Linked DNA regions of Mus musculus: regions 1 and 3 are each linked to region 2. Evidence: chromatin loops called from intact Hi-C (ENCODE). Cell type or tissue: left cerebral cortex. All regions are shown on one strand.

Region 1 (8,000 bases), 140 kb before region 2:
TTCAAGTAGCTTGTCCCTAGGGTGTCTCCTGCAGCAGCATGTGGCCACCTAGTCTGACTTGGCCTCCTCTGCTCTACTCTCAAAATTCCAGAATGCTCACAGGCTTCCCACAGTGGTGGGACCTGAGAAGAGGGAACCACGGAGTACCCTGGAGTTTAAAAACAAAAACACCCACAGTGATAGCATAAAATCTGTCCCAGGCCATTAATGCGGTCACTATCAGGGTTGCAGAGACCAACAAATGATGCTTCTCAGACTGGATATGGTAACATCTACATTTACTGAAAAGCAACAGAGTCATGAAAGAACCCCAGGGGTATGACTCAATGGCAGGGCCCCTATCTGACATGTTCCAGGCACCAGGTTCCATATACAGCTGCAGAGAGAGAAAAAACAATCTGCTAAGATCTCCCCAAGTTCCCTGACTGAGCACTGTCAAGGGTGAACACCATGTGGGCCATGATGCCAAATATCGGTGTTTGGTGCCCAGCGTTCAGCTGTCCTATTGCAGCTGCACATTGGCACCTCTGTGTTAGTAAAAGGTTAACGGAGAAAGCCTGTGTGGAGCATCTGCTGTCCTACGCAGCATAAAAGAGGCACCCATGTGTTTTGGTGTGTTTTCCTTTGCAGTGCTGGGTGAAAGCATTCTAGTCCATTAGGCAAGCACTCACCCGCTGAGCTGTGCCTCGCTGCATCACCATCATTTCTAATGTGCTGAGATGCACATAAGCATAAACATATGAATTAGAATCTAATTCTATGCTGGGTGGTGATAGTACACGCTTTTAATCTCAACAATCAGGAGGCAGAAGCAGAGGTATGTAGATCTCTGTGAGTTTGAGACAAACCTGGTCTACAGAATGAGTTCCAGAACAGCCAGGGCTACACAGAGAAATCCTGCCTCAAGGATTTCTCAAACTCATGTTGTCAGACTCAAGGGAAGGAAGGGAGAAAAATAAAGAAAAAAACCCTCTAATTCCATGATTGTGGGGGAGGGTGGGCCAAAGACATGGCTTATGGTGAAGTGCTTGCCTTAAAAGCATGGAGACTATGTTAAGTACCAGAATCCATGTAGAAAGGCAAGCATGGACTTAACAGCAGCCCCGGGGAGGGAGGAAGGGAGGGAGGGAGAGGGAGCACCACTGCTGCTGCCTGTTGTTTAGTGAGCTCCAGTTCAGACAGACCCTCTTAGAACACAAGGTGTATGGCTCCTGGCGATGACACCCGAAGCTGACCTCAGCCTCCACATCTATTTGCACACACATGCATAATCTCCTTTCCCCCAGTCAAGCTCCTGGCTTTCTGAGGGCCCTGTTGGCAAACAAGCTTGGAGGAAGGCAGAGCAGAGCAAGTTTTTCCAGTGGGGCCATAGTCACTTAGCATTCTGGGTTAAAAAGCAGAGCTCTCAGCCCTATTGCCAGGGCTCAGTGACCAGGAACACAGTAGGGCGGTAATGCACAGTGGGCTACAGGGAAGACAGGGACTCACTTGTTGCTTCCAAACTTCTTCTCTGCAGCTCGGATCTCTGAGTCTTCCTGGAAGCCTCTGTTGCTTTGATAGTAAGAGAAGGCATTCCCCACTGGGAAGGCCACCGGAAGGAACTGCTTTTTCTCCAGGGCATCATAGGAATATTTGATCTTCTGGAATTCAAATGACAGCACCTCCAGCCCATCTTCACCCTGGGGTGGAAGGTGTGTTTGTGGCAGAAGTCCCCTGACCTGGGGACACTGCCTGTCCCACCTACCCTGCAGGACATAGATCCCTTCCTACCTTGTCACGGTGCAGGGCCACAAGCTCAGTGGAGCCATTGTTGGGGGTTGGCACCACCTTCACAAAGGTTACTTTGTTGGGATCATACTCCTGTCAAAAACCAAAGACTGTTACGGAGCCCTTCTTACCTCTCAAGTACACGCCCCTCATAGGGTCAGAGTGCAGGCATGTCCCTAGGCTTGCCATACCTCACTTGACCACTACTTTGTATTATAAGGCTCAAGGCACAGGGCAAACTCCCCACCTAGGATTCTGGACCTGACTGAGCTCAAGTCCATACGGAACTTCTCCACTGCTCTCCATTCACAAGACCCACATCTTGCCACTTCCCACTTACCGCCACACTGGCTCTCTCTAGCTTGCTCACTGCTCCCCAGTATACTGAACACCAGCTTGCCTGAGTCCAAGCTAAGAGTCTTGGTATCTGAGCAAGTTCCACCTATAGCCTGTGAACTCATGCAGCCAAAGACAGCTAAGGACGTGGTGTAAAACCATAAGCAGACTTAAAACACCTCGAGATAATTTTTCTTGGAAAATGGATCCGCTCTCCTGATCCATTCAGGCTTTTGCTCAAGTGTCACCTACTCGGGAATCCTCCCCAGGTGGCTCCATCTGAAGTTCCCTGGGAATCTTACTGTTATCTGCCTTCTGCAGTAACAAATGATTCTACCTTCTTCCCCAGTGGTTTTATGCATGCTACTTTCGTGACACAAGAAACATTCCCCCATTCCTCCACCTCTGGTCAGCCTTGCAATGACTAGAGGTGGAGGTGGGACACAAGGTGGTGGCCCTGAAACTAACACTTGATGATGAACTAACACAGCGGAAGATGGGTAAAGGTGCCACGGAGGGTGCCCCCCCATTATAGGTTACCTTAGCTTTCCTCAGTGACCCCGGAGGGAGGTGTTTCAGCTTTCACTGTACAGTAGGGTGAAACTGAAACCCAGTGAAACCTAGAGAGAAGCAAAGCCTGATCTGCCTCCTCACCCAAGGCTGCTTAGCTCTTCCCTCTCCTCCTTTCTAGAAAAGGAAGTTCTCAGCTACAGTCCAAAGGACAGCTAGAATGCTAGGGACCGAATGTCTCACACATGAGCGCAAGCGCTTACACACACACACACCCATCTATTGACCCTGGGTGCCAAGCTCAGAAATTTGGGCCCCTCTTCAGGGATAAATATTAATGAAGGAAACAGGATGCCTTCTCTTGGTACTAAGAATTCAATGCGCACACATAGCCATTGAGGGTGTATATGAGGGTACTCAGGATTTCCTTCAGTCACTGACACTGCCTCCCTTTTCTAAAGACCTACCCAGAACAGATATTGGTGTGCCAGGCTTCAAATCTGGTGATCTGTAGTGTGCTCACTGGGTATTACCCTCAACCTAGAGTACCTTAAAGTCAGTGCTTCCTGTAGTGACACTATGTTTAGAGTTCTGAATTTAGAATCACTGCACCATTCTGACAAGCCCTCATCTTAACCATACCTTACCGATAACTTGAGACTCTACGCTATTTTAAGTCACTTACAAGTAGTTCCTGGCCATCTTCAGCACCAGAATGAATTACACTCTCTTTTGGGTCTAGCAAGGGACAGACAGAAGCTGAACACTGGGCCATAGGACTTGGCTTCATACATTTGGGGGTATTACCCCACAGGTCTAATCTAACACTTAAAAAAAAAAAAAAGAAAGAAAGACCAACACAAGAGTAGAAGCCAGAAATAGTGACACAGGCTTTTAACCCGAGAACTCTGGAGGCAGAGCTAGGCGGTTCTCAGTGAGTCCTAGACGACCCAAGGCTGCATAGTGAGATCCTATCTTACAGGAAAAAAAAAAAAAGAGTAAGAAAAGAAAACCAAAACCAAGGTAGGAGATGACGGAGAAGCAAGGCGGAACCGTTCCAAGAACAATACACCATATGGGAGCTAAGAGAACAATTCACACTAACAGTAGCATATGGATCCTGCTCTAAGTGTGTTCCAGGTGTTTCTTGTGAATCAAAATAACCAGCCACAACTGCATGGCGAGTCACAGCGGGGTCAGAAGTAGGCCTGAGCCATAGGACAGGGGGCGCCGCTGGAGAATCGAGCTGTTAAGATTGGAGACTCGCAAGCCCGCGGCAGCCCGGTACCCCCGCTAGGCCCCATTGTGCCTGGGTCCCGGTCCGGGTCGGGGTCGGGCGCGCGCGCGCACTTACCGGGGTGCAGGTGAGCGCGCAGTGCGCGTGCACAGACCAATGCCCCGACAGGACAGTGAGTGCGTGCGCGAGGCAGATGGTGGCGAGCGCCAGCAGCGCGGCCTCGGGTATCTGGGTCCAGCTGCTGCCCCATCCCCAGCAACCGCTGGCGGCGGCGCCCAGCCAGGCTGGGTACAGCAGCCCGGCAAACGGCAGCACGGTGAGGCGCCGCAGAAGCGCCAGCCGCCGGTACGGCCACACGGCGGCCACCAGTTCGTCGCCGTTCGCTATGAGTGCTGGCCCGGCAGCTAGGCCCGGCCGCAATCGCGACCCAGGCTGAGGAGACCCGTTGTCCCGGGCCCCGCCAGGCCGGGCTCCGCAAGGAACCGCGTTGCCCACCACCGCCATCTTTCCCAGCGCTGCGCTGGCTTCCGGCAGAGGCACCGCCCCACTTCCGGTCTATTACTTCCGGTAAGGTCTGAGCGCCACCTTGGAATAGGAAGCGCCTAGGTAAACCGTTAGGTGGGTTAACACAAGTGTCTGTTCAGGGCGCCGCCATGACAAAGAAGGTACCAAAGGTCCAAATCAGCTTGCTAAGGTCGGCCGTGGCGAACTAAGAACGCAAAAGATGTAGACGGGCAGGGCGGGATTGACATCAGCAAGAGACCCTGAAACGGAAGAGCCCGTCCCTTCTCAGCAACTTTTCCGGCATCTATCTAGGAAAGAGCCTCCGTTTGGGGAGGAGAAAAGCTTACCCTAAGATACAAACTTTAGGACTTGGGACCTTTTGAGGGCGGGTTTGGGAGGAGGCGGAGCTTTCGCAAGGTAGGGTTGAGGGTGCCTTTTCCATGCAAGCCATACGGTAATAAGTACACAAGGTCACATTAACATAAATGGAAAATTAGGTACTTATGAAATATACTATGATGCTTTATGCAACTATTCTGTACAAGTACTGTTATTTAAACACAGCCATAAGAAGGTTTTGAAGATTTAAAAATATATAAGTATGTATCTGTCTCTGTGTGTGTGTGTGTGTGTGTGTGCGCGCGCGCGCTGTGCAGTTCCTACGGGGCCCTAAGAATTCGTCTGAGGTGGGAGCGGGTAAAAAAAAAAAAAAAAGAATGTGTCTGAATCCTGGATTTGGAGTTACAGTTAGTTGTGAGTGTGAGTTCTGGGAATTAAATACAGATCCTCTGGAAGAGCAGCCAGTGCTGATAGTGGCCGCTGCCTTTGACTCGCGAGTGCTGGCCACCCTACCCAGATCCAATATAGATCATTTTTATTCTTTTTCAATGTTATTTTGCTTGGTAGTGCAGGGCATCTCATGTATAAGCAAAGCTGAAGTAGGAAGATGACAACTTCAAGGTCATCTGAGAACTTAAGGAGACTTTTTCCAGACTTAAAAAAAAAAATAAAAGTGTTGGCTAGTTCAGTGTTAGAGTGCTTGCCCAGCATTCTTGAAATCCTGGGTTTCATTCTTTGTAAAAACAAACAAATAGAAAAACTCACACAGCCCCCTGACTGCAGCCTGCTGTTGCATAGTGATTTTCTCTCAGTTGAAATGACTGGAGGAAAGTTTGATAAGAGGACTAAGGAAGTTCTAAAGGCAGGCCTTGTCTCCTCGCTTCTCTTCACTCTATCCCACCCCAGGGGATTAGTCTCCAGTCCTTGGGCTTGGCAGCAAATGCTCTTGCCCTCTGAGCCTGCTCTCTACAGAGAGGTCCGTTAAGACTCAGGAAATAATTCAGAGGCTGAAGAAATTCCTGAAACCTTAGCAGGTGCAGCAGGCTCACTTCTCCCCGAGGTTATTAGGCAGGCAAGTTCATTGCAAGTACGGCGGAGAACTCTAGGTTTGCAGTTTGGAGTGATCACCATTTGGGGGTGTGCCTTCACCCCCAAATGACCTCTCAGTCATCCTTGCCAGCCAAGTTTAAGCAGCCACTAAGCCATATTCCTGCGATAACTCCAGTAAGCTCTCTGATTCATTGACTTGAACTTCAGTGTTTTTTTGTTTTGTTTTGTTTTGTTTTTCGAGACAGGGTTTCTCTGTGTAGCCCTGGCTGTCCTGGAACTCACTTTGTAGATCAGGATGGCCTCGAACTCAGAAATCCACCTGCCTCTGCCTTCCGAGTGCTGAACTTAAAGGTGTGCGCCACTATGCCCTGCTAAACTTAAGTGTTTTTATTACATTCATCTGTCATCTCTGGGGTGAGTTGACGTTTGTCCACATCTCTGTAGGAATAGTGTCACACAGCATAAATGGTGCCTGCACAACTGGGACTGGTAGAACCAAATAAAGGGAGAGGTAAGTGCCTGCTCCCTTCCTGGGCGCTGAGGCTGGGCCTGAGGCTGGTTCGTGTGAGGGAGAACATCTGTGGGTGAATCCCGTTATGGCTAGTTCTCCCTGTGGTGGAGAGTGATATGCTTTCCTGCTGTAGTGGTGGCTGCACGCTTCCTGCCATAGATGATAGGACAAGCAATCATGCATGAGCCATCTGACATCTGTGGTGGGAATCCCAGGGTGACCATCTTGCTCTGCTTGGAAAAGGGTGTCCTGTCTTTTTGATGAACAAGATCTACCTCGTGTTTGGGGATGATGTAATAATGTATTACAACTCTTTTTTTTTCACAATATTTTAAGCATATTTTATTTACATTACTTATTGAAAATATCTGGTGTACTGGAAATGATAAGAATCTTTACATATTTTACTTTCCATTTTTTTCCCATTACTTTATATATAGTAAGACGGCTCTTATAAGTCTTTATAAGGGAACCGGAAGCCATAGTTCAAGGAGCCTAACTTTAAGTAAGACAATTAGTAAGGACTAGGATATAAACCTGTTTGTAGAAGACAATATATTACATTCAAAGACAACAGGCTTTGTAGCCGACAGAATAAACATTAGAAGCTCCAAGGGATGGTCCTCCATGTGTCTCATGATGCCTTTCCTTTGAGGCATCAGCAGTGCCTGACCATTCCACACCCAGGCCACTTTCCAGGGTTCAGTTTACAGTCAACCACCTTGAAAGATGAAGCCAGACATAAGCCAATGGATCCCCCATTTTCAGAATTCCTCTTCTATATTTTTGCTTCTTTGCATTGAATGGGCACTCAGAACATTTGCTGTGAGCAAACTCTTGAACTCTTCAGATACCATTGTGACCTTTATTCTAAGACTCAAAACCAAGTGTAATGGAAGCAGCTCATATTCCTTATCTCTGTATGCTCTGAATAGGTGGCTAATGCTCTGGTGATTTATAGCTAATAACAACACTTGAGACAGGTGACATTATCCTTAGGCCTAGACATGGTTAGTGGTGTTGCTGTAGACAGGAAGTAATGCAAACGGATTCCAACCTTCAGGTTCTTAGTCACCCCTCTAGAAGTTACCAGTGGTTTTTTTTTTTTTCTTTATATTACGTATTTTCTTCAATTACATTTCCACTGTTATCCCAAAAGTTCCCCCCCCCAACTCCCCTACCCACCCATTCCCATTTTTTGGCCCTGGCGTTCCCCTGTACTGGGGCATATAAAGTTTGCCTGACCAATGGCCCTCTCTTTCCAGTGATGGCCGACTAGGCCATCTTTTGATACATATGCAGCTAGAGTCAAGAGCTCTGGGGTACTGGTTAGTTCATAATGTTGTTCCACCGATAGGGTTGCAGATCTCTTTAGCTCCTTGGATACTTTCTCTAGCTCCTCCATTGGGAGCCCTGTGATCCATCGAATAGTTGACTGTGAGCATCCACTTCTGTGTTTGCTAGGCCCCGGCCTAGTCTCACAAGGGACAGCTATATCACGGTCCTTGCAACAAAGGCTTGCTAGTGTATGCAATGGTGTCATCGTTTGGAGACTAATTATGGGATGGATCCCTGGATATGACAGTCTCTAGATGGTCCATCCTTTTGTCTCAGCTCCAAACTTTGTCTCTGTAACTCTTTCCATGGGTGATTGTTTCCATTTCTAAGAAGGAGCAAAGTGTCCACACTTTGGTCTTTGTTCTTCTTCAGTTTCATATGTTTTGCATATTGTACCTTATATCTCGC
Region 2 (8,000 bases):
TAAAATACTTGAAAATGTAGTTAAAATCCACTTAAGTTCTCACCCAAGAAGCATGAATCTAAATCCAACAGTAAATAAGAAAATTGTAGTTTTAACAAATGGTGGTGGCACAACTGGCAGTTACCATGTAGAGAAATGCGAATTGATCCATTCTTATCTCCTTGTACAAAGCTCAAGTCTAAGTGGATCAAGGAATTCCACATAAAACCAGAGACACTGAAACTTATAGAGGAGAAAGTGGGGAAAAGCCTCGAAGATATGGGCACATGGGGAAAATTCCTGAACAGAACAGCAATGGCTTGTGCTGTAAGATTGAGAATCGATAAATGGGACCTCATAAAATTGCAAAGCTTCTGTAAGGCAAAAGACACTGTCAATAAGATAAAAAGGCCACCAACAGATTGGGAAAGGATCTTTACCAATCCTAAATCAGACAGGGGACTAATATCCAATATATACAAAGAAGTCAAGAAGTTAGACTCCAGAAAATCAAATAATCCTATTAAAAAATGGGGTACAGAACTAAATAAAGAATTCTCAACTGAGGAATACCGAATGGCTGAGAAGCACCTGAAAAAATGTTCAACATCCTTAATCATCAGGGAAATAAAAATCAAAACAACTCTGAGATTCCACCTCACACCAGTCAGAATGGCTAAGATCAAAAACTCAAGTGACAGCAGATGCTGGCGAGGATGTGGAGAAAGAACACTCCTCCATTGCTGGTGGAATTGCAAGCTGGTACAACCACTCTGGAAATCAGTCTGCCAGTTCCTCAGAAAATTGGACATAGTACTACTGGAAGGTCCAACAATACCTCTCTTGGGCATATATCCAGAAGATGTTCCAACTTGTAATAAGGACACATGCTCCACTATGTTCATAGCAGCCTTATTTATAATAGCCAGAAGCTAGAAAGAACCCAGATGTCCCTCAACAGAGGAATGGATATAGAAAATGTGGTACATTTTCCCAATGGAGTGCTACTCAGCTATTAAAAACAATTTATGAATTCTTGTTTATTATAAACAAGAATTTATGAAATTCTTTTTTTGTTTGTTTTTGTTTTTTCGAGACAGGGTTTCTCTGTGTAGCCCTGGCTGTCCTGGAACTCAGGATCTGGAGGATATCATTCTGAGTGAGGTAACCCTATCACAAAAGAACTCACATGATATGCACTCACTGATAAGTGGATATTAGCCCAGAAACTTAGAATACCCAAGATAGGCCAAATTTGCAAAACACATGAAACTTAAGAAGAAGGAAGACCAAAGTGTGGATACTTTGTTCCTTCTTAGAAGGAACAAATACCCATAGAAGGAGTTACAGAGACAAAGTTTGGAGCTGAGAGGCAAGGAAAGACCATCCAGAGACTGCCTCACTTGGGGATCCATCCCATAAACAACCACCAAACCTAGACACTAGGCAGATGCCAACAAGAGCCTGCTGACAGGAGTCTGATACAGCTGTCTCCTGTGAGGCTCTGCCAGTGCCTAGCAAATACAGAAGTGGATGCTTACAGTCACCCATTGGACGGAGGACAAGGTCTCCAATGAAGGAGCCAGAGAAAGTACCCAGGGAGCTGAAGGGGTCTGAAGCCCCATAGGAGAAATATCAATATGAACTAACCAGTACCCCCAGAGCTCCTTGGAACTATACCACCAATCAAAGAAAACACATGGTGGAACTTGTGGCTCTAGCTATATATATAGCAGAGGATGGCCTAGTCTTTCATCAATGGGAGGAGAGACCCTTGGTCCTTTGAAGGCTCTACACCCCAGTATAGGGGAATGCCTAGGCCAGGAATGGGAGTGCATTGGGGAGCAGGGGGAGAGGGGAGCAGATAGGGGATTTTCAGAGGGGAAACTAGGAAAGGGGATAGTATTTGAAATGTAAATAAAAAAATAAAATAAAAAATACTACAAAAAAAGAAAGTTGTAGTTTTAAAACTGCAAAGCTTGCTTTAAAAAAAATCAGTTTTTTTTTTAAACCATTCCTTTCTGTGTGCATGTGTGGCTATGCATTGCCATGATGCATGTATGAGGTGAAGGGACAGGAGTTCAAAGAAATTCTGTGGTTCTCGATTCTCTCCTTCTACCAAGTGGCTTATAAGGATTAACCCCAGGTCTCTGGGCTTGGCAGCAAAAGATGCCACCCACAGAGAGATTCGGAGGAACCAAGAACCTAAGTATTTTGTTTTTTTCTTTCTTCCTTTTGAGATAGGTTCTCACTATGTAATCCTGACTTGCCTGAACTCACGACATAGACCTGGCTGACCTAGAACTTACAGAGATCCACCTGCTTCTGTCTCCAGAATACTGGGATGAAAGGTGACTCCCAACCAGCTCAGCAAGAATCTAAGTTCTAAAAGGAAAACCTTGTTCACTTGATGGTAAGCGCCTTGAAACACTCAGGGTCACACCACCTAAGGAACACCAGTGAACACCTGGTCAGACTGAAAACTGCTGCGGAAAGTCATGGAATTGCAAGGATGTTAGAATACGGGTACAGCCCTGGGAAAGAGCAAAGCAGAGATTCATGATTCACAACTTCAAAACTGACTTAAAAGCAATTATCATTAAGATAGGATAAAGCTGCAGATAGGCCTAAGGAGTAATAGAGCACTTACCCAGCATGCTATGCAAAGCTGTTGCATCTAACTTCCAGACTGTGGGTGGGAAGGAGTAAATATTTTTTAAGAAAAGAAAAAATAAACTATACTAGGCTCTGTGACAACCTGAGTTCTATCCGTTAATCGCGGAAGGACAGCACTCATTCCATAAAGTTGTCCTGTGACCTTACACCTTCCTCACTCTACACACACACCGGGGACACACACCAATAAATAAGGCTGATTTAAGTAGGAGAGAGGGAGGGGGAAGGAGAGAGCTGCAGCGCACGGCAGGGGTCCTCCACTTCGTCTACTCGCTAGTCCCGCTCCACGTTTCTCTCCCTTGTCCTGGGGCAGCCCAGGCTGTCCCCTCTCCTCCAACAGCTGCGGGTTTACTGTGAAGCCCGCACGCAGGGTTACAAGTGAGTGCGACGTTAAGCTGTCACAACCCGCACTAGGAGAAACCTGCGCCGTCGAAGGAGCTGTGGGCAGACCAGCTCAGCACCGAGCGACCCCGCCCACGCGGGTGCTCTGGGCTCTGCAGCGTGCTGCCCTCGTCTCTCCGGGCCAGCCTGGCTCCCTCTGGCCAGCCGCAATCCGTCCGGGGGGAGCTCGCGGCTTCGCCTTTTAAACTCTAATCTTCGCACCAAGCCGAACTTTCCCAGACGCTGGACCCACCCCTCCCCCAGTCCCAAGGAGGACCCACCACCCCGGCTCCCGCGGCTCAGCCGGCCGCTCTTCCCCTTCTGGGGACTTCGGCCCTGCGCTCACCATGGCGCGGCTTCGAGCTCGGCCGCGCTCCCCTTAGCTACGGGCCGCAGTGGCCACAGCGAAGGGGGCCGAACCCGCTGCGCCTTCTCCGCTTCCCAGCGGAATGCACAGCGGGATTGCGATGGAGCCCGCCTCCCACCGCTCCCTGGCGCTCCTGATTGGATGGCTTGTCTGGAGGCCCTGATTGGCTAGGGCCCGACTTCGCTCAGCTCGGGAGAGATTTGCATAAAAGCCAGACCTGCCTGCTTCTTGCTGGGTACTTTAGTCTTCGGTGATCTCAAAAGCTTAGTTCCTATTGGTCTTGGGTCGTTGGTGTCCACAGTGCATTTACCAACTCAACGTCCAGTGTAGTGATTTCTTGCTTCAGACCTAGAATTGTTATAGGACCTTGGGTATGATGTATTCCGTGGACCTGGATTTTTATTCAGGGAAGCCAAAAAAAAATTTTTTTTTTTTTAAGGCGTGAGCGCCACCACTGCCTGGCTCCTTTTATTTTATTTTATTTTTTTTAAAGATTTATTTATTATTTTATGTAAGTACACTGTAGCTGTCTTCAGACACACCAGAAGAGGGAGTCAGATCCCGTCATGGATGGTTGTGAGCCACCATGTGGTTGCTGGGATTTGAACTCTGGAAGAGCAGTCGGGTGCTCTTACCCACTGAGCCATCTCACCAGCCCGGAAGCCAAAATTTTTGATAGTGGTCTGTCAAGTGGGGCTTGGTGGTTGGTACAAGTCCCCTTAATCCCAGCACTCATTCTGCTGGCAGCGAAAGACAGATCTCTGTGAGTTCTAGGCCAGCCTGGTCTACATTGTAAAAATCTGGGCTAGTTAAAGTTGCACAAAGTCTGGTCATTGTTAGAGGCCAGAACACACTGGCTCCTCATCAGCTCTTTCTGGTAGAGTTATTAAGACGCTATCTGTACTGTGATTTTACAACTCTTAACTTATAATTCAGTCCAGTATCTGGTCCTCTGTGCTCAACTTCACAGCTGGAAATAAGATAATAACAAATTCCAAGCGACTGGAGAAAAATGAAGGCGTTTTAAATATTCAGTTCTTCAGAGAGACACGGAACCTTAGAGAAAAGGCAAAAACGGCTGTGAATTTTGGCACAAGATTTTTTTTTTTAAGTCCCCCTGGGGGAGAAATTTCTGTTCTTTGTTTCTCACAGGCCAGTTCTGCTATTTTCTCAAATTTCCCATCTCCCTGGCTTAGGGTACAAAGCCTTATCTAAGGAATAACTCGGGATTTGAGGCTTCCTCTTTTCCTTATCATGATTTAAGTTACATAGTAAACCATGGGTAACTCCAAGTCTCATTATGGGCCGGTACCAGCCAGCGCTTGGAAGAAACATGCCCAGCACCTACTGCTTATCTGTAACTGGTGAACTCTAAATGCACTTTATACTGAAATGGACAATGACAGTCCAATTCAGTGGTTCTTGACCTGTGTGTCATCAGATCATCAGAAAACACATATTTACATTATGATTCACAGTAGTAGCAAAATTATAGTTTATACAGTAGCCAAGAAAATAATTTTATGGTTGGGGGGATCACCACATCATGATGAACTATTAAAGGTCATGGCATTAGGAAGGGTGAGGACCACTGTCTCACACCATCACATATGCTAGCTCAGACTAAATCATGTGGTGTTTAACTTTAATTTTTTCAAAACCTATTTTTAATGATGGTTCTTAAATGCTTTAGCCTTCCTTCTAGCCCACCACCCTCCAGAGGTAGTGGAAAAGAAAGGATACAGGAGAAGTGGACCTGTTTAGAAAGGTTCTTTGGAGAACCTTCCATCTGCATTGTCTGGAAATCTGCAGTTCAGTTCACAGGTCATCAACAGCAGCTCGATTCACTTGTAAACACTTCACAGATATACCAACAGTCCAGTTTGATAGAGTTGGGATAGCAAACATGAGTCAGCAGTGGTGGTACTATTTAGCAGAGACAGCCAGGCCTCAGCCTCGGCAGCAGAAAGGACCAACCAGCAGGAACGCCAGGAAGAGTTCTTGGCTGTGCTTTTCTCAGCGAAGTGAAGATCATCAAAGAAGTCAAAAGACCAACACGTGATGCACAGCTAGCTCTATAAGCAAGCCTAGCTCAGCCTCAGTCACTGTGCACTGAGTCCCTTTTATACCCTCTCCAAACATCATGAGTTCTCTTTGTGCCTTGCCTAAACACATGCCATACTTCAGCATGTATGTCTGTCTCAGCTAACATCACTCTGCCAATCAGCCCAAGTCTGCAGAAGTGGCAAGAAGCTGCAGCACATCACCAGGAGTTTTTTGGTGCATTTATCTCTATGGAGTTCTGACAAATGCAGCTCAACTGCACAATGTAAGGTGGACCAATACATGCGTGTGGTTAGCAAAGAATCCTTCATCACATGTCCTTTCATGTGCTTGCTTTAGCAGAGCATCTTTTCACATGTGTCCACTTCAGGAAAACACTCCTTCACGTGTTTGCCTCAGCAAAACCCCATCCAATACAACAAACTCTCCAAAGAGCCCTTACATTTCTACTTTGTAGTATTGAAATGGCTGACACCCAAAAGCCAATATTTCTTTAATATACAAAAATTAAATATTTCTTTATTGGAGGGATGTTGAAGTCCCCTTTGTAACCCTTCTTTTTTTAAAAAAGATTTATTTTTTTATTATATGTAAGTACACTGTAGCTGTCCTCAGACACTCCAGAAGAGGGCATCAGATTTCGTTATGGATGGCTGTGAGCCACCATGTGGTTGCTGGGATTTGAACTTGGGACCTTCGGAAGAGCAGTTGGCACTCTTAATCACTGAGCCATCTCGTCAGCCCCAGTAACCCTTCTTATTGAGGGGGGAAATCTCTCTTAATCTTAGCTTTAAACTACCCCTTTCCTTTTTTTTTTTCCTCCTGTTTTCTCTTTTTCCAAGTAGGGTGTGTCTTGGTTACATTTTGTCCACTTGACACAACCTAGTGTAATCTGTGAAGAGGACCTCAGGGTATTTTCTGGATCAATGGCTGATGTGCCCAGCTAACTGAGATGGTACCGGTCTTAGTCAGGGTTTCTATTCCTGCACAAACATCAGGACCAAGAAGCACTTGGGGAGGAAAGGGTTTATTCAGCTTACTCTTCCACATTGCTGTTCATCACCAAGGAAGTCAGGACTGGAACCCAAACAGGTCAGGAAGCAGGAGCTGATGCAGAGGTCTTGGAGGAATGTTCTTTACTGGCTTGCTTCCCCTGGCTTGCTCAGCCTGCTCTCTTATAGAACCCAAGACTACCAGCCCAGAGATGGTGCCACCCACAAGGGGACCTCCCCGCTTGATCACTAATTGAGAAAATGCCTTACAGCTGGATGTCATGGAGGCATTTCCCCAACTGAATCTCCTTTCTTTGTGATAACTCCAGCTGTGTCAAGTTGACACACAAAACTAGCCAGTACAGTACCCCTGGTCCTGTGTTCTAGAAGAAAGCAGCCATATCTCCATTGCCTATGCTTCAGCTCCTGCCTCCAGGTTCCTGCCTTGAATGTCTTCCCTAACTTCCCTCCATGATGGATTGTAGGTGTAAGCTGAAATAAACCCTTTCCTCCCCAAGCTGCTTTTGGTCCTGTTGTTTTAGCACAGCAATAGAAGGCAAACTAAGGATCAAACTTTAGCCCTGGATCGCTTAGAACTCACAGATACCCTTCTGCCTCCGACTTCAGAGTGCTTAGATTAAAGGTGTGCCAGTATTCCTGTCTCCTTTCTGGATTTAAAGAGAAGCCTCTTCTTTCCTGTAAGGCTCCCATTCCTGATGTCTCTCACATAAATTGTATTGTTTCTCTCCCGTGCTCTTCCACATCAAGGCCAGACCATGGGCTTCAGGCCCTTTCTAACAGAGCTAATTCCTGAGGGGTAGTGTTGACTTGGCTGCTTTCATGAGTCAACATCTATTTTAGTTACTTTTCTGTTGCTGGGAAGACAGTGGGACCAAGGCAACTTATAGAAGAAAAGTGTTTATTTGGGGCTTATGATTTCAGAGGGTTAGAGCGGCAGATGGTGGAGCAGCAGCAGCAGGTGTCTGGGGAGCAGCTAGAGCTCACATCTTGAAAGACAGGCAAGAGGCAAAGAGTGCACTGGAAGTCCACACCTCCCAGTCTGTCCAGAACAGTGCCACCAACTGGGGAGCAAGTCCTCAGTATGAGCCTGTGGGGGTCATTCTCACTCAAACCCCCACACATCTGTATCTAACCCATACATCTTCTATAGCTAACTGATTGCTCATCCCTAACCTCTCAAGCTGCACATTTCAATGTAAAACCAAAAACACATGCCAAGATCGATGTTACCTAATCCCAGAACACAGGAGGCAGAAGCAAAAGAACCATAGTTCAAGATCAGCTATTGCTACATAGCATGTTTGAGATCAGTAGGGGCTAGCTGAGATCCTGTCTTGAGAAAACTTCTAAATAAATAAAACATATCAGATATTAAAAGTTGAAATAGATAACACATGTTGTCTTAGTTTAGAGTTTCTATTGCTGTGGCAAAACACCATGATCAAAAAGCAAGTTTGGGAGGAAAGAGTTTATTTGGTTTATATTTCCACATTGCTATTCATCACCAAAGGAAGTTAGGA
Region 3 (8,000 bases), 62 kb before region 2:
CCGTGTCTGCTTTCTCAGGAGTGTCTCCAGTGTCCTTTAAGCCCTTCTTCTGTATGCTGATGATTGTATCAGTTATGCCTGTGGTTTCAGAGGTGTGGTTTTGTTTGTTTGTTTTTGAGACAGTGTCTCACCATACAACCCTGACTGTCTGGATATTGCTATGTAGACCATAGAACTCAGAAATATGTAGACCATAGCCTCAAACTCAGAAAAATGCCTGCCCCTGCCACCAGAATGCTGGGATTAAACGTGTGTGACACCAAGCCTGGCTTGTGTAATTACTTCTTAGCTATTGCTTGCCTTTTTGCTACTGTTTCCTGCAAGCTCTCTTTCCACCCCTTGGTTTCTCTATTCAGTGAAGAATTAATGTAGTGACAACTTCAGAATTTTGGTTTCTTTAAAAACACAGAAATATTATAAGAATGTGTTTTCATTTTAAACCAAGGAGTGGAGATATGGGACACTTCAGACTGTCCAAAGCAGCTGACTACGATTTGCCTCATGCTCTAGCAGAGGTATGGTATTGCCAGCCGCAGATAGTTTCTGCGATATTGTGTGATACTGTGATGTCTCTGTGACATTCGGAATTCTGAGAACTTTTCGGAGGGTACATGAATGCTAGCTCCCCAGGAGCTGGAGCAGGTGCTCGTTGGCCATTTAGGGAGGTTGGTTTGTAATTGCTGTGGTCAAAGAAGAAACAAAAGGAAAGACATTAGATTTAGGAATTCATTCTCTCTCTCTCTCTCTCTCTCTCTCTCTCTCTCTCTCTCTCTCTCTCTCTCTCCCTCCCTCCCTCCCTCCCTCCCTCTTTCCTATTTAGTGATGGGGTGAAATGGGGTGGGGTGCGGGGGTAAAGGGTGGGAAAAGAAGAATCCACAAAGTAGCAAAGACCAGCTACAAATTACAGAATGAAAAGTTTGCAGTCTACATGCAGAAGATTATTATTATTAAGATTATTATTGCTCCAGATTGCCCAAAGCTATTTAGGGAGACCCTGTTTAAAAAACAAAAAAGCAAAACAAAAAAAAAAAAACCAAACCAAGCCAAAAATCTTCCCTCAAAAAGCACATATTCACACAAAGCCACAGTCTCCTGTACAACAGGTGGGTGTGGTGTTCAGAGAGGGCGCACTGTGGCCCTTTATGAATTTCATGTGATTGGTTTTTCTGCATGTATGTATGTGCACCGTGCATGCCTCTTCCAGGGAGGTCAGAAGAGGATGTTGGATCCTGTAGGGCTAGAGTTACTGTGAGCCATTATGTGGGTGTTGGAAATTGAACCCAGATGCTATGGAAGAGCAGTCAGTGCTCTTAACTTTGGAACTATCTTTCCAGCCACCTCCCCCAAGTATACTTTATTCATACATATAGATTGTGGAGCAAAACTGCACAACTGCAAGAGTGCATTTATCCTTCTAGAAATGGACCAGCCAGCATACATTTAGCTGATTGGTTCATATTAAATGATATTAAAGAATAAAATCTTTGAAGTTTCTATGAAGAAGGCTCTCAGATCCTACCTGGCCTTGTTAGTAGTGGCCTACAGCACAGAGGGCAAGAGGGAGTTAGCTCAGTCAAGCCTACCAGGTGGGTTGTGAGTGACCCTCAGTGGAATGGGGCTAGTGAACGTGCATGTGTGCATGTGTGGTATATGTGTGAAGTTAGCCGTGTAGGTGCATTTACACAATGGAGTACTACTCAGCTATTAAAAAAGAATGAACTTATGAAATTCCTAGGCAAATGGATGGACCATGAGGCAGCTTCTCTTGGGCAAGAATCTGGAGTAAATCCTTGGATCCCAAGTGGATGAACTCCTAATCAGTTTGATTTGATCCAGAGCCACTCTCCTTAGCTATCTGCTTATTTAAAAATTAGCTATCTCCTGTCTTCCTTCACTATTCTAGTGTGGTTTGGTCATTTCTGTGGCCTCGTGGATACAGGCATCTTCAATGTGTAAGGCTCCTTCAAATACTGAAAGATCCTGGCAGAATGTAAAAGGACACAGAAGCCCTGAAATTGGCAAGATAGACGTCAGTGTTAGCAGAACTAGCTTCACTGATTTAGAAAAATAGAGGTGCACAATGCTCTGGCCACTTCTTGAACCTGTGTGTCTGCCAAAGTTCTGACCAGGTGTGTGCCCATTGCTGCACCTTCATTAGACTCTTTCCTTGTACCCCTCCCATACCCATTTCTTGAGAATAGACATTGTTTAGATCTGGAAATCCCCTAATCTCCCCCTTCTCCTTTCCCCCCTGAGGGCCTATAAAAACTGGGACCTCTTTCCCCTCGAGGACAACTCCTCTACCCCTGCGTGGGATATGAGTCGTCCCCAGAGCTCTGGCTTTCCCCGAATAAAGCCTCATGTGGTTTGCAACAAGCTCGGTCTGTCGTGAGTTCTTGGGTGTCCGCTATTGTCCTGAGGCCTGAGCGAGGGGCTCCTCTCGGAGTCTTTCAATACCTTCTGTTGACCTGGAGTAGTCTGTGATTGATACTGGAAGTTTTTCAGGAAGTATATCCCGAATTCCTGGTTCTTTGGCTTCCACCTCCTTTGTTGGGATTGCAGGAAAAGCAACACCACCTTGGTCTTGGAATGGGTTCGCTTCTCTGCTTAAAAAGAAAAGGTGCAACTTGTTATAATTGAGCAATCTTTGGCGTGACTTGCTGAAATTCCTGAAACCCGGAGGACATCAAGTCTTGTTTCGATGTGATAGGGGTTGGGTTGGGCCCTGGTCTAGTTGTGAGGCAAAGTGATCACTGCCTTGGGGAGTGTATGTAATAGACTGTGCACAAAAACAAGGCTTCCAAGAGGAAGAACCTTAAGTACCTACTGAGTGCAAGAAGACAAGCTGTGAAAGTTCTGGGATGCACAAGGAAGTCCTGCTTCAATCAGATCGTCTTGAAGCAGACTTGCATGAACTTGGGTGAAAGCCAGAGTTGGGAAGGTCTGTGTGGTCCACGTCTTTTAATTTCAGTTCATCCACTTATGGGAGCTGTCATTCAGATTTCACTAGCCAATCAGGGCCCTGAGGGCAGGACATTCATTCACAAGGACCAAGCGAAGCTGTTCCTGTCACTCAGGCCCTCGTAGGGCAGTGCTAGCCAATCAGAACCTTCAGGCCAGGCCACTCACTCAAGAGCGCCTAAAGGAACTGCTTCATCATTCAGGGCATGCTAGCCAATTAGAGCAATGGAATTGAGTCATCCACGCAGCTGCATCTAGGGAACTCCTGTCAATCAGACTTGTGGTGCAGCTCTAGCCAATCAAAGCTTCGGGGCAAGATGTCCAATCAAGAACACCAGACGAGACGAGAGGTGGGTCCTATCCGCCGCCATGCTGCAGATTCTGTTCTTAAGCAGGCATCGCGTGGTCCCGTGAGCTGCGGTGTGATCGCCGCTGCCGGGAGCTGTAGGGGGAGCGCAGGCGAGCTCAGCAACCGCGCCATGGTGAGCGCGGGGCCGCTGTCCCCGGATGGGGAGGAGCGGTCGGCTGAGCCGCGTGAGCCGGGGTGATAGGTCCTTCCCGGGGTTGGGGGAGCGGTGGGACCGGCCGGCCGAGCGGACACCCTGTGCGTTCCACTGGGCGACGTGGGCCCCGTCACTGGCCAGTGCTTGTCTCGGAGGACTCTAATCACTTCCGCTTTTCCAGCCATGTCTGCGCAGAGCGCGGGGAGCGGAAGACTCCTCCTAATCAGGGGGTAGCTTCCGGGTTGGTGACGTCACCGCCCAGTGCTGGCGCCCTGTTTGTGCTTTTGGTGTCGCACTTATGACTGCTGTGTTCTCTGCGCTGTGGTCTAGACGTTGTGGGCTTCGTAGGTCTAGCATCAAGTGTGAGTTAATTTTGTGAAATTCTCCGAGTCTTTGTCCAAGAGTTTCTTTCGGATGGTGTCCCAGAAACAGTTCTAGAAAAGATTGTACTACTTTATCAAAGGTCAGCTTGTCTCCTAATTTAAAAAAAAATTTTTTTTTGTGGATCTGTTTATTCTTCCTAAACAGTGTGTTGTCTTGTGTATTTGATTGGAAATGTTACGAGTGTGTTGTGGGTTCGTCTACATTGTGCTAACCATTTTGTGTGTTTTTTTAAAAGTATTTTACATATAAAATTCAGCAATGTCTTTTATGTACCTGATAAGAACTTTTTAGCATTTTGTGGGAATTATCTTAAATCTGTAATTGAACCTGGGAACTGACATTTTTCTGATTGTGTCTTCTGGTCATGAGGATGTTATATCAGAAACAGACAAATATGTTTGTGTATTTCCACAATTTCATAATTTACTGAATAGAAAGTAAAAAGGTGTCACGCCTCTGGTGGTAATCTGGCCAAGGCTATTTTTCCAAGATATTTTATATTTCCAAGATATTCTATCCAAGGTTCAATTTTTCCAAATCCTAATTATTAATATTTTTTCATATCACACGGTAAATATATAATTATATCCACATATGCTGTTTACACAACCAGCATAAGTTAAAGAGGCTGCAGCAGAGTTCAGAGGGTCCCAGAAGTTGGCGAAGAGAAATGCAAGCAGTGTTTCAGTTGATGAGAGAAGTTAGAACACACGACTAGTGAGCCACAGGGGGAGAGCTTTGAATGAAGCCCGAGGATGTCAGGTTTGAAAGTGGCTGTAGTGGTCTATATGATATGAAAGGCAGACTGACTGGTCCTGGTGAACTGACAGGGACTCAGTTGAATTGAAGCTGCGTCCCTGACTAGATCCTTGGCTCACACAGGTATCAGATGATAGGCTGGTTTCAGGCCGTGCCATCCTAGTGCTTGGTGTCCATCCCTTTCTGAGGCCAGGGGAGGGAGATGCATCCTTTTGTATCCTATGTATGGTGTTTCGTTTGCACCGCTTGTATGCCTAGTGCCTGCGGAAGCTAGCAGAGGACATCAGATCTCCTGTAGCTGTAGTTACATATGGGTGTAAGCTGTCATGTGTACTCTGGGAATTGGACCTCTGAAATAGCATCTGTGTTCTTTTTTTTATGATTTATTTATTTTTTTATTTTATGTATATAGTACACTGTCTTTAAACACACCAGTAGAGGTGTATCAGATCCCATTATAGATGACTGTGAGCCACCATGTAGTTGTTGGGATTTGAACTCAGGACCTCTGGAAGAGCAGTCAGTGCTCTTAACCGCTGAGCCATCTCTCCAGACCAGCATCTGTGTTCTTAACCATTGAACCATACCACCTCTTTAGCCTGACTTTTCTTTAAATTAGCATGTGCTTTTGAGATAGAAATTGTGTAGGCAAGAATGACCTTGAACTCCTGGTTCTTTTGCCTCTATTTCCAAGTGCTGGAATTTCACATATAATTTCATGTAAGAGGCATGCACCGTGACACCTATCTGATGTTCTTTTTCCCTTTAACAATTTCATACATGTATAAAGACTACTGTAATGTCCTGCCCTCTGATTTCCCTCTTTGTCCTCTCCTGCTTACAGTTCCCTGTGAAATATCCATGTTTTCTGCCCCCTTCATCTCCTTCTTTGTTTTGAGAGCCACTAAAAAAAACCATTCTGGTTTTAACCAGGATCATCCGTGTGGCTGCAGGTTCCTGCCCATGCATCTGAGCACGGTAGTGGGTACACAGTTGAAAACAATGCCTTTGTTTAGAATCCCTTGGTATCTAAATCATGATGGGCCCAGTCCTGTGTCAGGTCCGTTACAGCAATGCATTGCTGTTGTAAAGTGAGGTCATACAGAGCATTAGCTCTGCAGTGCTGAAAAGTCAACATTTTACATCCCATCTCACTGTCTCTGGGCCTTACTGTCTGTGCCTCATCTTTCACAGTGATCTCAGCGCCCTGGAAGTGGTGGTCTAAATGTCCTGACTAACTGTGCATCTCCGAGTTTGCTGCGGAGGGGCTTCTCTACCTCAGACGGGGAGGAGCAGTTGTTTGTGAGTAGAGCATTATTTAGAAGGTAACTGGGTGCCAGGACAGTTGAGCTAGAACAGTGGTGCAAAGTTTATCCCTCCAGCTGCAGACGTGGGTTTTGGGTTTAGTTTACTATGACAGGGATGGATTCTCTGAAGGAGTGAGCCTCAAGTTCAGTTAGAGAGCCGCCTGGTGTTATCCTCAGAACAGCTATATCACTATTGCTCAGGTGGACACACCTTGCTTGGCAGGTTGGTTTTGTGTGTCGTGGAGGTCTGGGTAAGACATTCTGTGCCTGTCATTCCTCCCCCAGCAGCCTGCTTAGTGCCCAGAGCATCATGAAAGCCAGCCAACAGGGAGGAAGTTCAGTGCCAGTTTGATTTCTTTCTGCATTGTAACCGGTGTGGGGGGCGTCTTCAGTAATAACAGCCAGTTCTGGAGGGCAACCGTGAAGAGCAGGCGAGCCTGTTAGGTCTCCCTGACCTATGGCTGATAAGCAGTGATTCTTTCCTGCTCTGGAGTTACGGCTTAGTAACCATCGGCTTTCAGAAGCATCATCTACTGTAGGATCTCTCCCTTCTTGTTTTTATCATTTGTCTTAACTTACACATGACCTCGCTGTAGCACTGCTGTGTACATGGACAGAGGACTCTAGAGCCTGCTCCGGGAGATGCTTGTACAGTCATGTTCATTGTCATTCTTAATTTGTAATAACCAGGAAATTAAAAACAGCCTACATGTCCAGCTGGTGAGTAGATATTAAAACCGTGTATACATGAAAGGCTTCCATTCAGCTGTGAATAAAACCAAGATGATGAAATTTGCAGGCTAATGGATGAAACTAGATAATAATACTGAATCAGCTGAGAGTTTGAGCTGGGACAGTGAACACCCTGTGTCCCTCTCCCATAGGTGTTAGTGTCACACTTGTCCTTAGATTGCTGTGTCTTAACTTGCAGAGCTTGAAGAAGTAAGGAAAGGGCCACCAGGGAGCTGCTGTTAAGGATGGAGGGAATGGTAGCACAGATAACCAACAGGAAGACTCTGGGTGAGGAGTTTGAACATGGGGGTGCAGGGTGGGCTGTGAGGGGTGTACAGGAGAAAGGATGAGCATGGGGGGCAGGGGGGCTGTGAGGGGTGTACAGGAGAAAGGATGAGCATGGGGGTGCAGGGTGGGCTGTGAGGGGTGTACAGGAGAAAGGATGAGCATGGGGTGCAGGGTGGGCTGTGAGGGGTGTACAGGAGAAAGGATGAGCATGGGGGGCAGGGGGGCTGTGAGGGGTGTACAGGAGAAAGGATGAGCATGGGGGCGGGGGGCTGTGAGGGGTGTATAGGAGAAAGGATGAGCATGGGGGGCAGGGGGGCTGTGAGGGATGTACAGGAGAAAGGATGAGCATGGGGGGCAGGGGGGCTGTGAGGGGTGTACAGGAGAAAGGATGAGCATGGGGGCGGGGGGCTGTGAGGGATGTATAGGAGAAAGGATGAGCATGGGGGGCAGGGGGGCTGTGAGGGGTGTACAGGAGAAAGGATGAGCATGGGGGTGGGGGGCTGTGAGGGGTGTACAGGAGAAAGGATGAGCATGGGGGGCAGGGGGGCTGTGAGGGGTGTACAGGAGAAAGGATGAGCATGGGGGCGGGGGGCTGTGAGGGATGTATAGGAGAAAGGATGAGCATGGGGGGCAGGGGGCCTGTGAGGGGTGTACAGGAGAAAGGATGAGCATGGGGGGCAGAGGGGCTGTGAGGGGTGTACAGGAGAAAGGAACAAGAGTTCAGGAGACTGAGGATGCTGAAAAGCCACACGGACACCTATGACGTCGTTAGCCAAGTGAAATTACTTCTATAAGTTATTCTTGATGGTCTTTTTTGCTAGAGTTAATAAAACATTCTGATTTTCAGTATATGTGAGGTTTCAATTTCAGCACACCGAATAATTTATCAATGTACTGTCTTTATTTTTAAATATTTATTTTTGTTTTCTGGAGATGGTCTTAGTCTGTAGCCCAGGCTGACCTAAAATTTACAAGTTTCTCCTGCTGGCCTTGAACTTGGATCCCTACTGTCTGTTCCCTGAAGGCTGGACTGACAGGCCTGTGCTACCTTCAGAGTCACCCTTGC

Evidence for each region. Hi-C counts contacts between places; a loop is a spot of excess contacts. Peaks named below come from ENCODE experiments on the same cell type or tissue, not always from the same donor. Only the 100,000 strongest peaks of a DNase experiment are listed, where the experiment ranks them.
Region 1: it touches region 2 in a loop (12-fold over the local background); 2 of 42 quality-filtered maps call a loop at or near these places.
Region 3: a loop joins it to region 2, with 4 times the contacts of the local background. A loop is called at or near these places in 9 of 42 quality-filtered maps.

The regions. Positions count from the first base shown.
Region 1 is chr8:69,787,609-69,795,608 of GRCm38, reverse strand. Atp13a1 (ATPase type 13A1) reads right to left here and starts at 4,446. Exons shown (of 26, transcript NM_133224.2): 1 at 3,968-4,446; 2 at 1,771-1,860; 3 at 1,489-1,679. The coding sequence starts at 4,354. In left cerebral cortex, no CTCF peak of the experiment used is centred here; a DNase peak (open chromatin) is centred at 4,428; H3K4me3 peaks cover 2,216 bases; H3K27ac peaks cover 1,219 bases.
Region 2 is chr8:69,649,979-69,657,978 of GRCm38, reverse strand. It overlaps Zfp964 (zinc finger protein 964), which reads right to left and starts at 3,423. Exons shown (of 4, transcript NM_001177527.1): 1 at 3,383-3,423. The coding sequence starts at 3,385. In left cerebral cortex, a CTCF peak has its summit at 3,966 (motif pointing right); DNase peaks (open chromatin) are centred at 3,127 and 3,547; H3K4me3 peaks cover 1,407 bases; H3K27ac peaks cover 485 bases.
Region 3 is chr8:69,712,211-69,720,210 of GRCm38, reverse strand. It overlaps Zfp869 (zinc finger protein 869), which reads left to right and starts at 3,309. Exons shown (of 5, transcript NM_001039965.1): 1 at 3,309-3,443. It overlaps Gm51532 (a long non-coding RNA gene), which reads right to left and starts at 3,104. Exons shown (of 2, transcript XR_003947396.1): 1 at 2,458-3,104; 2 at 415-680. In left cerebral cortex, no CTCF peak of the experiment used is centred here; DNase peaks (open chromatin) are centred at 3,160 and 3,679; H3K4me3 peaks cover 2,998 bases; H3K27ac peaks cover 1,537 bases.